Regions from separate parts of the Mus musculus genome. Here region 1 is linked to region 2. Evidence: chromatin contacts called from ENCODE Hi-C data. All regions are on one chromosome and are shown on one strand. Each heading gives the region's core, a stretch centred on a gene start or an enhancer-like site at or near the end of the contact. The rest is flanking DNA. Distances are from core to core; before and after follow the strand shown. Region 1 overlaps Banf2os (a long non-coding RNA gene). Region 2 overlaps Mertk (MER proto-oncogene tyrosine kinase).

The links. Hi-C counts contacts between places; a loop is a spot of excess contacts on that map.
Region 1: a loop to region 2 is called in a map of T-helper 1 cell, with 276 times the contacts of the local background. The contact joins two enhancer-like sites. A Hi-C loop is called at or near these places in 4 of 37 maps with a recorded cell type or tissue (T-helper 1 cell, T-helper 17 cell and T-helper 2 cell).

What each region holds. Positions count from the first base shown.
Region 1 is chr2:144,142,685-144,148,837 of GRCm38, forward strand. All of the region lies in intron 2 of Banf2os (a long non-coding RNA gene), which reads right to left. It also overlaps the pseudogene Gm11687. Among named protein-coding and RNA genes, the nearest start is that of Gm5535, 44 kb to the right of the region's middle. Within about 2 kb of position 1,472, at least 1 of the 3 ENCODE cell types and tissues checked has a DNase peak (open chromatin) inside an H3K27ac peak, as active enhancers do.
Region 2 is chr2:128,751,470-128,757,797 of GRCm38, forward strand. It overlaps Mertk (MER proto-oncogene tyrosine kinase), which reads left to right. Exons shown (of 19, transcript NM_008587.2): 6 at 438-553. Among named protein-coding and RNA genes, the nearest start is that of Mertk, 56 kb to the left of the region's middle. Within about 2 kb of position 2,187, at least 1 of the 3 ENCODE cell types and tissues checked has a DNase peak (open chromatin) inside an H3K27ac peak, as active enhancers do.

The sequences.
Region 1 (6,153 bases), core at 222-2,721, about 15 Mb after region 2:
AGCCTCTGGCTGAAGTGTAGCAGTCATCTATACCGGCCATCATCAGGAGCTTCTTGGGCACAGGAGCAGAGACAATGCCAGTGCCTCTGGGGGCAGGGATGAGACGCACCAGCACAGAGCCACAGCGGCCTGTCACCTTGCATGGAACAGTGTGGGGCTTGCCAATCTTGTTCCCCCAGTAGCCTCTCTGCACAGGGACGATAGAAAGCTTGGCCAAGATGATGGCCCCTCGGATGGCAGTGGCAACCTCCTTGGAGCACTTAACACCAAGACCAATGTGACCATTGTAGTCCCCAATAGCGACGAAAGCCTTGAACCTGGTCCGCTGGCCAGCCCGAGTCTGCTTCTGCACTGGCATGATTTTCAGAACCTCATCCTTTAGGGACGCACCCAGGAAGAAGTCAATGATCTCAGACTCCTTAATAGGCAGGGAAAACAGGTAGATCTCCTCCAAGGACTTGATCTTCATGTCCTTAACCAGGCGGCCCAGCTTGGTGACGGGGATCCACTCCTTGTCTTCAGCTTTACCTCCACGAGCCCCGCGGCCTCGACCACGGCCACGGCCTCGGCCACGAACGCGGCCCCTAAGACCGAATTCCGCCGAATCCTCCGCGGAAGCCGCCGCGGCTTCCTAATCCTGGGCCCCCGGGTCCTCCGGAACCTCCCGCTGCACCGGCGTCATCCGCCATTTGGTGTTTTCCCGAAGAAGAAGAAGGCGAGTCAGGGCCTCTTAAACCACCCGTCTCTCCAGTGCAGCTGCTGTCCTCCGGTCTGTGTTCCCAGACTGAGGTGTAACCTCAAAGCTCCTCCAAGATATTCACTCCACTTCCATAAAGCCTGCTGGAAAGTGTTTGGGAACAAGAGTCCTCTTTTCAAATAGCTGTTACCCCATTATGTGCAGCACAAATTTGGGTCCCTCCAGCTGAACCCTTGGAAATGTTCTGCCTTGCTCGAAACCTCTTCTTAATCAGAAGGGCTCCAGACAACCAAAGTGACTTAGCCACCTCCCAAGAGTCCCTCCTTCTGTTCCAAGAGGCCCATGGAGCAGGCTGTGCCCGTACCGGCTTCTTTCCAGGATGGGATGCCCAGCAAGTCCACGATGCACATTCCTTCTCCCCCACAGCGCTTAGCTCATGCTTTCAGAATCTCCCTGCCAGAGGGAAAAGATGACCTCAAACCCATCTCAGACAATGTGTTCTCTGCCAAGGAAAGGCAAATCTGAGGGGATGGGGCACACAGCCACGTTGCTCCTCAAGAGGCTAGAGAAACTCCAGGTGCCAAATTCACAGTCTTCCTGCTCTGAGAGGTGGGAATGATTTGGAAAGAATCTCCGACCTCTAGAGCTTCTGGCTCTGATACTTTTTTCTTTAAGCTTCAAGTATCTTCTGCATTTTTCTTTCCTTTGGGTGACATTCCATTCCAAGCACTTATCAACACCTGCTCTACTGACCAGTTAGAGCCTCAGCTTATGTCATGAGGGCCCTTTGTCCACTAGCCAGAAGGCAAATAGCTCCCTGAGCCTGGACTAGAAAGCCTGTGACGTGAGCGGAAGCTCCTGGGTCACAGTTAAACCAGAATGAGCTGGAGACAAAGCATCCTCCCTTCCTCTCTTCCTCTCCTCCTCCTCCCTTCTTCCTCTCCTCCTCCTCCCTTCTTCCTCTCCTCCTCCTCCCTTCTTCCTCTCCTCCTCCTCCCCTCCCCTCCTCCCCTTCTTATGACAGCCTCATAGTTAGCTTCTCCTTAATGGGTCAGAAAGGAATCCTGAAGGTTCTCTTCCTTTCTGGAAGGTCCCATGCTCTGTCCCTCGTGTGGCTCCACTTCCAAGCCCAGCATCCCAGTGTTTATCTAACTCTGCAGCAGCTTGTGTTTGGAGCACACTGGGCCATAAAGTTAGGGATGGCCTGCAGCTCTTGGCAATGCTTCTCACAACCTGGTCATTTCTCCTCAGCCCCTCCCCAGCTTCCATCTGACTCTCTCAGACAATAAGCTTGAAGGTGCCATGTGCCGGGCCTGATGGCACCGTCCCTGAACTCCAGTCAGGCCTATGACAAGGGTCCAAAAGGTAACCCACATGCCATCTGTCTAAATATTTAACCATCACAGTCAAGCAATGAACGCTTCAATAAATGGCAGTCCAGGTCCCTTCACTGACCTGAGGGCTATCATGAATCCCAGGACAACAGTCTTAACTTTCCTGTTCTAAGGCTCTGCAGAACTCTACCCCAGGCCACTCAAGCCCAGGCCCTTCCCAGCCCCACCCTATCCCTGCCACTGTAGAGCCTGTTCCAGCTGCAGACAACCCAGCCTTAAACCTGCATTCCACCCACACCTCACACACTTGGCTGTTCTGACTCTAGTCTGCTACCACTCTCTGGGACATGTCTTTGGGGTGGGTAGCATCGGTGTGACCTAGGACATTTTCTCAATGTCTTCCTCTGCCCAGGCTGCCATTGCACAAATATCATAGACCCTGTGGGTGAGCAGAAGACTGGAGATCCTGGGGCATCAGTGAGTGTAACTGCCATGAAGGCCTTGTCTGCTGCCCTATTTACAAGTGGAGAAGCTGAGCTTAGGCCCAAAGAGACAAGGGACTTCAGTAGGTAGTTATATGACACTCTCTGGCTCCTGTCAACTCCTCACCCACCAAAGAGTTCTCCATTCTCACAGCAGGAAATGGAGAATGCCCTCAGTGGTCCTTCCCAGCCCCAGAGCCCTGCTCGGAGATAGCCCATGGGGAGTCCTCCAGGACCACCTGTCCCTCATGTGAGTATTCACAGCCCTCACGATTGCCGAGAAATAAAGTAGCTTCATTTTGCCGTTCTGGAATCAGGAAAGATTTCACTCCAGAAAAGGGCTGGACGGGGCAGGAGACAAAGAAGGAAAGGCGGATTAGACATTCAAGAGTGACTTTCTGTGAGAGGCAGAGGTATCAAGACAGAACAAAAGAAAATAGTTGATCCGTTAACCTCAGGTTACAGGGATGGGCTTCACTGTGAAATTGAAACTGGCCTGGTTAGGAAGTTTAGCTCCCTCCCTGCCAGCCTCACCCCCAGATAACATCTTAGTTTCCCATTAGTGACACACAACGGTGAAGTGGGTGACTCCATTTTGATTGTTAGTCCAGTCCGTTGGGGCCCAGTACAGGGTCTTAGTTTATAACACATGGTTTCTGTACTATTTTTTATAGCATATTTGATCCAAATGTAGTCACATACATACATACATACATACATACATACATACATACATATATACATACATATACACAATACCCAGAACACAGTCAAGCTGCCTGAAGCCAGTCTATATGTGGAGTTGTATTTGAATGATGCACAGTTCTTGAATATAAGTTTGTCTACAGTCTCTGGAAAAAGCCCCAGATGTGGTGGTGCACACCTGTAACCCCCACACTGAGGAGGTGGGGACAGAAGGCTCAGGAATTCATCGGCATCCCCAGCTGTGTAGAAAGCCTGAGACCAGCCTGAGCTAGGTCAAACAGCTCTCTACAAACAAAGATCTCTCAAAAAGGCAGATAGATAGGTGGGTGTGTTGGTACATGCTTTTAATCCCAGTACTCTAGAGACAGAGGCTGGTGGATCTCTGTAAATTAAGCTAGCCTGGTCTATGTTACTTGCAGACCAGTTAGGGCTACAAAATAAAAGGGTAGATACAGGAAAAGAAGCAGTATGGAGACTGTAGCAGATAGGAATGTAAGCCCAGCTCTGGGAGGATCACAGTTCAAAACCAGCCTGGGAAATATAGTGGGACTTTATTTAAAAAAAAAATAAGTAAAGGAAAAACAGTCAGGCAGTGGTGCCCGACAGTGGTGGCACACACCTGGGAGACAGAGGCAGATGGATCTCTATGAGTTTGAGGCCAGCCTGATCTACAGAACTAGTTCCAGGACAGCCAGGGCTGCACAGAAAAACCTTGTCTTGAAATTTTAATTAATTAATTAATTAATTAAAAAGTCAAAACAAGAACAGCCCACTCCAAACCTTCTAACAAACATACCCGGAGGCTGCAGAGATGGCTCAGCAGTTAAGAGCCTGCGCTACTCTTACAGAGGACCTCTGAGAGTTCCCAACACCCATACACACGGAGCAGCCCACTGGTGCCTATAAATCAAACTCTGGGGGATCTGATGCCTCTGGGCTGTGTCGGCACCTGAACTCATGTGCACACACCTACACACAAGACACTCACATACACATAATTAAAAATAAAAATCTTTTTAAAACGTAATCCTTCAACCTCTCTCTCCACAAAGGCTTGGGACCACCCAGTCTTCTCAAATTCTCTAGCCTGGGCTCCTTTCAAGCCCTACAACCCTTCCCAATCTTAATTATCCACTTCAAGAAGGTTCCTCCTGGGGACCGCTCCAAGATATTGCTTCTGAGGTCGACTTCAGCTGCCTGTCTCCATCGTCCTTTAGTCCCTTCTTTAGACCCAATATCCCAGTAGTACATTGTCAGGGGTCCTGGGGATACTGGGTAAGATATAAGGTACTTGGTTCAGTGCAAGAGCCCTCAACTAGCATGCTCGAAGCAAGCAAAACAGTGGGGAACGGGGTTGGGGCGGTACACAGACAGCTGGCTTGGGAAAGGGTGCAAGTCCTCCAGAAGTTGGGAGATGGGGCAATGTGTGAGATTTGGAGTAGCGGCTGAAGGTGACAGGATCTCAGCCCTTCATGAAGTATGAGACCTTGATGACCTTGGTTGGACAGTGTGTGGCCTTGGGTGGACAAAGTGTGTGACCTAGAGTGGGCAACAACTCTGGGATCGGGCAGTACACACAGAAACTAGAGGGAAAATTTCTCTCTGGAGGACATGAACAGGTTTAGGGAAGAGAGATGCTGTGATCTGTGAATTCACAAGGGCGGGCACAAGACTGAGTGACACACAGGGGTTAACGGATAGCCTTTACCACATACAGGGATCAACGGATAAAAGGGACAAATGGAGAGAGGCAGCTTTGGACTGTACACTGAGTACTACTGTACAGCCCTGTCACCATTCTCTCGCATTCTGTAACTTTAAGTGAGATTTCATTGCTCTTGTGTTTAGAAGTCAGATACAAAGTATTTAAGGATGAGGAAGGAAGGAAGGGAGGAAGGGAGGAGTCTGCAACAGCCGCCAATGTTTCAAAAATTTACAGTAATAATAGTTTGAGGCTGGACATAGTGGCACATTCCTCTAAGCACAGCACTCAAGATTCTGAGGCAGAAGGATGGCCAATGTGAGGCTAGCCTGGGCTACAATAACAAGACCCTGTCTCAAAAATACATTACTAGGGCCAGTGAGGTTATCTCAGAGGACAGAGGTACTTGATACCAAGAGCAATAACCTGACTCTATCCCTGGGACCCACACGGTAGAAGGAAGAACAGACTCCTCTGACCTGCCCATATGTGTCATGCTGTGTGTACACATGGACACAACTAAACAAATGCAATGTAAGTAAATAAGAAAAGAAGAGCCAAAAATAAATGGTGGATCTGTAGTTATGGATCAATTTAATCATGGAAATGGACTGTCCCTTGATTTACTCTCTCAGCACATGGTCACCGAGCTGTGGCTAGCCAGGCAGTGTGCTAGATATAGGAAGGGAGGGAGCAGCCTTTCCTCACCGACATCTGGCTGTGTGACATGTGTCTTCTCACACACTGCTTCCCACCACTGCCCATGCTCGGATCCCTGTCCCCTGCGTCTCACAGTTCCTGCCTGATGCTCGTCTCACAGTTCCTGCCTGATGCTCGGCTCCTGATGCTGTTTTCTTTGCTTTGTTCTTTTCTGTTTGTTATCCTGGCCTTTATCACCTTTGAAAATCTCAGCTCAATAGAAGCTAAGCTTTCTAAAATGTTGTGTACCCTCCATAATGAATGTCATTTTGTCCTCCCCCAGAGGGCTAGAGTTAACAGATGCAATTAGTATTTAAATTATGTATTTGCAGATACATAAATTATATACCCATACTTACACAAATCTAGGAGGCACCCTTCACATTACAGCCTTCGTAAATGGTGTCCCTTCGAGTTATCCAGTCCGCAGCCCACAAATGCCAGTGACCTCCCAGGGAAATCCAGATTTGGCATCATTTTCCTCTGACCTCTCTAGCACTCACTCCTTCAGGATAGGGGCTCTCAGCCTAAACT
Region 2 (6,328 bases), core at 937-3,436:
GGGATTTCTATGCGTTTATTTTAAGACAAGGTGGCCTTGAACTTCCGGTCCTTCTGCCTTATCTCCCCAACTCTGAGGTCAAACTTGTGTTTCTGACTGACCTTCATTTATCTTAAAGCTTTTTCCAGAATAACCAAGACCCACTTTGCCTAAGCCAGTGGTTCTCAGTCTCCTAATGCTGCCGTCCTTTAACACAGTTCCTCATGTTGTGGTCACCCCCAACTACAAAATTATTTTGTTGCTATTTCATAACCATAATCTTGCTACTGTTATGAATGGTAATATAAATATCTGTGTTTTCCAATGTTAAGCGACTCAGGTGAAAGAGTTGCTTGACCCCCAGAAGGGTCACGACCCACAGGTTGAAACTGGTTGATACTTGAAGCCTCCTGTGGTTTATAATTGTGATGGTGTGTGTGTGTCTTCTTTTTCCATAGTAATCCCCTCCCCGCCCACTGAAGTCCATATCCTCAACAGTACAGCACACAGCATCCTGGTCTCCTGGGTCCCTGGTTTTGATGGCTACTCCCCACTTCAGAACTGCAGCATTCAGGTAAATTTCCAAAATGGAGAGGGAAGGTGCTGAGTGGTGCTCTCTGACTTTCCCTCCTCCTCCCCAGGGTAACCTCTTCCACTCCCCCTCCGTGTCCACCATCACGGGCTGTTTTGATTCTCTGGCCACAGTGCTCCATTGTGGCCCAGGACCCAAGCAAGGGAGAAACATGTTTCCAAGGACAAAGGCCATGAAACCAGGGATAATTCTTTATAAGTTACATAGACACATCCCTGAAGGAGAGCTGGTTTGTGACCAAAGGTCCAGGAGGCTCCACACCTCCCAGAGTGACTTATCCTGGGCTGGTGTTATGGAGGACAGTCATGTGGGTCATGTATGCTGATAGATGAAGCCCCTTAGCTAACATTGTCTCTTGGGGAAAAGGGGGTTGGGGGTTGGGTTTGCTGGACTTGTTCAATCATCAGTTCCTTTTAACATTAGCTAAAGTTACTATGAAACAGGGTTGGGGAAAATATGGGTAGGTCACCCTAAATGATACGTTGTTGTGGTATAAGCTGTATACTCTTGAGTGTTCCTTTCATGAAAACACTATCAGTAACATTGTTATTTAACAAGAGCCCACTGCAACCAAGGCATTCTTCAGATACCTCTTGCTTAAAACAGCACTCACCAAGTCTGTGAGTGACAGGACCAGAAAGAATTCAGGCCCTGAAGATCTGATGCCAAGCAACATCAGAGCTCAGAGGTCCTAACTCCATAGTCAGATCAGACACTGTGTAGGAGCTAGTTAGCAGTCACTCTTGGACTGTCTTCTAATTGTATGAATGTATTCTACCTTGTCCATTGTTATGCATAGGAATGGAATTACTCTTAATTTCCTGAATATCTAGTTTTCTCATTAAAAACTCATTAACCTGTGTATGTGGGGTGGTGGCACATACCTTTAATCCCAGCATTGGAGGTGGGGAGAGGCAGAGGCAGGTGGATCTCTGAGTTAAGGCCAGCCTGGTCTACAGCGTGAGTTCCAAGATACCTAGGGCAACACAGAAACCCAGTATCAAGAAATAAACAATAAGCAAACAAACAAAAGTCATTAACCAGGCCAGCAAGTTGCCACACAAGCCTGAGAGCCTGAGTTTGATCCCAGGGTAGGACAGAACAGAGTCCTGAGCATCCTCTTCTGACCTTTACTTGTGTATCATGGCACATAAGTGTCCCTCCCATGATAATAATACATAAATGAATGAAATTAGATTTTAAAAAGACAAACAAATTAACCTAGCATACTTGTCATGCCAACTCAGTTTGGAGAAGTGACTTCCAGAGAATTTTGTGTTGATCAACCAGATGTTTTTCATACCAACTAGAATTAAGTTCACTGTCCTTGGTGCCTCCTACTCTTATCTGACAGCTGTTCCTTCTCTGAAAAATAAAAACAAACATTATCCCTAAAACCGTCTCCTCGCTGTACGGCTCCCAGCCTTGCTTGGCTCCTGCCTGACTTTGTATGTGAATTTCAGTGCAGTCCTTATGCCTACCGTCTCTCACCAGGAAATCTAATCAACTGATTAATGATTTTTTTTTTAAAAGACAGAGTCAGCTTCTTGTTGTCTATAGTGCCCTTCCTCTCACTGTTGCCAAAAATAACCATGAACTCCTGTTCCTCCTGCTTCTGCCTCCAAAGGGCAGTGTGTGCCGCCACCATGCCTCATTGGAAAAAAATGTACTCTAAGTGTTTATGCTGCACATCTGTGCTAAACATTTCCCTGTAGACATGGCGTTAGCTGTGTTCCAGGGCAGTTTTGATTTGCTGTATTATCATTCATCTCAAGGGGTTTCTCCCTTGGTTTGATTTTGCCTATTTTGTTTTTCTCTCTCTTTCTTTCTCTTTCTTTCTTTCTTTCTTTTTTCCTTCCTTCCTTCCTTCCTTCCTTTCTTCCTCTCTCTCTCTCTCTCTCTCTTTCTTTCCTTCTTTCTTTCTTTCCTTTTTCTTTTTTTTCTTTTACTTTCTTTTTATGTGGGCGCTGCTGATTTGCATGTGGGTCTCCATGCGTGTCCAGTCAGTGTTCTTATCCACTGAGCCTCTTTTTTATTTCTAACATTCCATTAGAAAATACTTAGCATGATTTCAGTCATTTAGCATTTATTAAAGCTTGTTTAATGACATAGCAGATGTCCTATCCTAGAGACTGCCGAGCACTAGAGATGGGGTAAACCAGTTGTAGAAATGTTCTCTGTGTAACAGTTTAGCCTGGTTGGTTCGTTGTCTCACTCTGTCTTATATCCTGTTTGTCTTCTGTCCTAGTATATACTTCTATCTGTAACTATAAGTGAGGAACCTAGGTCTCAACTCTCATTTTTTAAGCCTTTCTCCCTTTAACTCTACCAGTTTTGCTCTATGGGAGTTCAGAGCTCCATTGTTGGGTACAGTGAGGAAATGGTGTTAGTGTTTGTTCTTCGGATATAGCTGGAGTTATAGCCAGCCTTCTGAAAAGCTAAACTGAGGAGCCAGAGAGGGTATGGCAGAACTTCAGGGAGACTCTGAGAGAGAATGGCTCACACTGTGACCTCTTTGAGAGAGTGAGTCTCTGGGTAGGTGTGAGGAGGGGAGGGACAGCTGAATGGCTGGAAGTGCCAGGTCACTCCGAAAGGTGAAGAGTCAAACACCAGCTTCACCCAATCTCTCTGACTTTGCTGTGGCTTTGCATAGCTGTGGACTATATAAAAAAGCATCCCAGGGCAGACAAGGGTAAGCTCCCCTCGGCCACCTTGGACCATGTGGTGCCAGATGTGGTCATTCTGCACTCAAACCATCAGCTAGCTCGGCTCCCCTTCACTCTTTCTCCCTTCTGCCTTTGGTAGATGAGCAAATGACACGGAAAAGCCAATTAAATGACACAAGCAATCTTGATATTTACCTAAATTAAAACCTGGGTTTCATTTTTCTGATCTTCACATTTAATAGAGTGTCCTTTATCTCCTATGATGGCCGCTCATGGGATCTAGAAATTGCGTCCAGCATGTCAGTCCCTTCCCAGAGGGACTGAGCATGGATTTTAGTTCATCACCATTTTAAACTCGGTAGCAAATGAATGGTTTGGATGGGATTCAGGGCTGCACACTTTCCGGACATACCCTTTCACTTCCTTTGATCCTGACTAGAGTTTCTTTCTTCACCCATTTTTTTGGAACACATGTTCCTTTTCTATTTTTAGCTCCCTCATGTGCCTCTTGCCATTCTATGCCCCACTTTTCCCCAGGGTCCACAGAGGAGGGCCATTTTAGAAATCTGACTTTTTTCCCAAGAACCTGCCCGTACATGCTCACAGAAGGTTCCAGAACTGGGATTGGGGCAGAGAGCCAAAGGTTTCTTCCACCTTAGTTTTAGTGGTTGGTCACCAGGAAGTCAGTGCATAGTTTAATATGAAAGAACAAAAAGTCGTTTCTGCCAAAAAGTCACCCTAAGATAAGCACATGGCCCCTGTTTCTCAAACAGTGGTGGCCTCAGCCTCAGGCCAGCTGGTACCTTCCTGTCACCCACAAGGTCTGAGTCAGAGGTGGAATTCAGCCTTCACTCCACCCTCATGGCATCTACCAGGGGACTCCAAAATGTTCCAGAATGTCTATTTATGGCCCTGTGCTAAACTGCACGCACACCTATCCTGACATAACAGCACTGTATGCCCATGGCCCATGATCGTACCTCCTTAATAAGGGGAATTCGTTTTTTGATTAAAGATTTTTTCCCCCAAAATTGCTTTTGGTTGTTTCTGTTTTACCCACTGCTGTTGTCTTTTTTTTTTTTTTTAACATATACATGAGGTAGAGAAACCACCTCTACCTTTATAACCCATTCCCAAACAGTATGTATGCATAAGGGAGGAGGGGCTTGGCCAAGAACTAGATTTTTGCTGAGAATCCTTTCCTCTTGCCTTATGTACAGATTTGGAGAATAGTGTGGAGGAAATTGTGGCATTTGTGGGGAGGGGTAAAGATGAGAAAATAAACATCTTAAGGAGATTAGAGAAAGGTTTGCTAGATGAGATAGAAGCCATATTTTACTGTATATCCCAGCTTCTCCCAGGATATATGCCAACTGTGCACGCTCCTAAGATTGTGTTTCTATTGGAGTGGAGAGTGAGAAGGAAAAAGGCCACACTACCAAAGCCAACTCAAGGCAAGAGCAGAGATCTTCATGTCACAAAATAAGACAGAGATTTTTGCTGGGCATGGTAGCTGCAAATACCAGGGTGTCTATAAACCCAGGTACTCGAAGACTGAGATGGGGGGAATGCCAGTTTGCCCACAGCCTGGACTACGTGGTAAGACTTTTAAAATAGAAATGCAAAGAGGCTTAGAGGTGGCGGTAGCTCAATGGCCGGACAGTTGCCTAGCATGTGTGCAGGCCTGCAGGTCAGCACCAGTTCTGGCAAATGAAACCCAATCACAAGGCCTTTAAAAAGAAGAAAGACAATAGTCACGCACTAGCCTTGTCAGTGTGGCACACTAAGGGCAGGGGTGGGCTTTGTCAGGGTGGCACACTAAGGGCAGGGGTGGTATGCAAACGAGAATGGCAGCAAACAGGCCCTGGCCCCACCTGGGGATCCCTGAAGTCAGCCATGTTTGTAGCTGTGTATTCCTCCCTGAAGCAGCCTGGGAATGAGACTGCAGACACAGAACTAAGATGCCTGAAGAGAAATATCTAAAGTGTACACTTATGGAACCCCCAGAAGAAAAGGAGCCTGCACCCCAGAACCTCAGTCCCTCCTACAGTGTGTCTGCTGGGGGAGAGGGGGGCTAACACAATGCCTGAATGTAATTCTGATGAAAACTAGGTATTGCTGGAGAAGAATTTTCTGACCGCCTCAGCATCTGGATTTTCTGGAGGAAGACTTTCAAGACCTATTTACTATTTCGGAAGTCAACGTAAGCAGGGTTTCCAACTGAAGTATGAAAGATGCCAAGGTGAAAGATGGCTACTCTTGGTTGTCAATGTGAAGTATGAAAGATGCCAAGTATGAAAGATGGCTACTCTTGGTTTTGAATGTGACAACATCTACAATGAAGTAAAACCCAAGCAGCTTAATTAAATCAACTGAAGTGGGAAGACCCGCTTTTAATCTAGATCTTTTGGGGTTGGAAGATCCACCTTTAATCTAGGCCACACCTTCTGCTGGCAGCCTGTATAAAGGACATGGAAGACAGAAGTCTTCACTCTGCCTGCTGCTCTCCCTCACTGGCAAGCCCATTCATCCCTTCACTGGTACTGAAGGCTATTTCTTTGGGATTCTTTCAACTGAAGACCAGATGAGACCTCCAGCCTCATAGACTGAGCAACTACTGGACTCTTGGACTTTGCATTGGTAGACATCCATGGTCGGACTAGCTGGACCTCAGCCCGTAAGGCATTGTAAAAAGTCCCTATATGCGTATTTATTCTGTCAGCCCTGAATGACAGATGGTTCTAGCAGGAGCAAGGCACAATGCTGGGAGTTAAAATGTGCTTTAGCTGTCACACTTTCACACTCTGCAGCTGCGGTCATGCGCACAAGACCTGCACAAGACTGGGCCCATCTACATCCTGTCATGGAGTAGGGAGATGTTCATATGGCGTTACTCCTCCCTGAGAGTGGCTAGGCAGGTGACAATCGTCGTCAAGGAGCAACTAATGGAAGCTCACTCCTTGAGGATTCCTAGGTAGTTGATGGTTGCTGGGGAAGGAAGAGACTTGTTTTTCTATAGCATAGCCTCTGGGAGGGTACCCATGGTTCTGTAAATAACTCCTCACCTATGTTCCTATAGACAATCCTAATG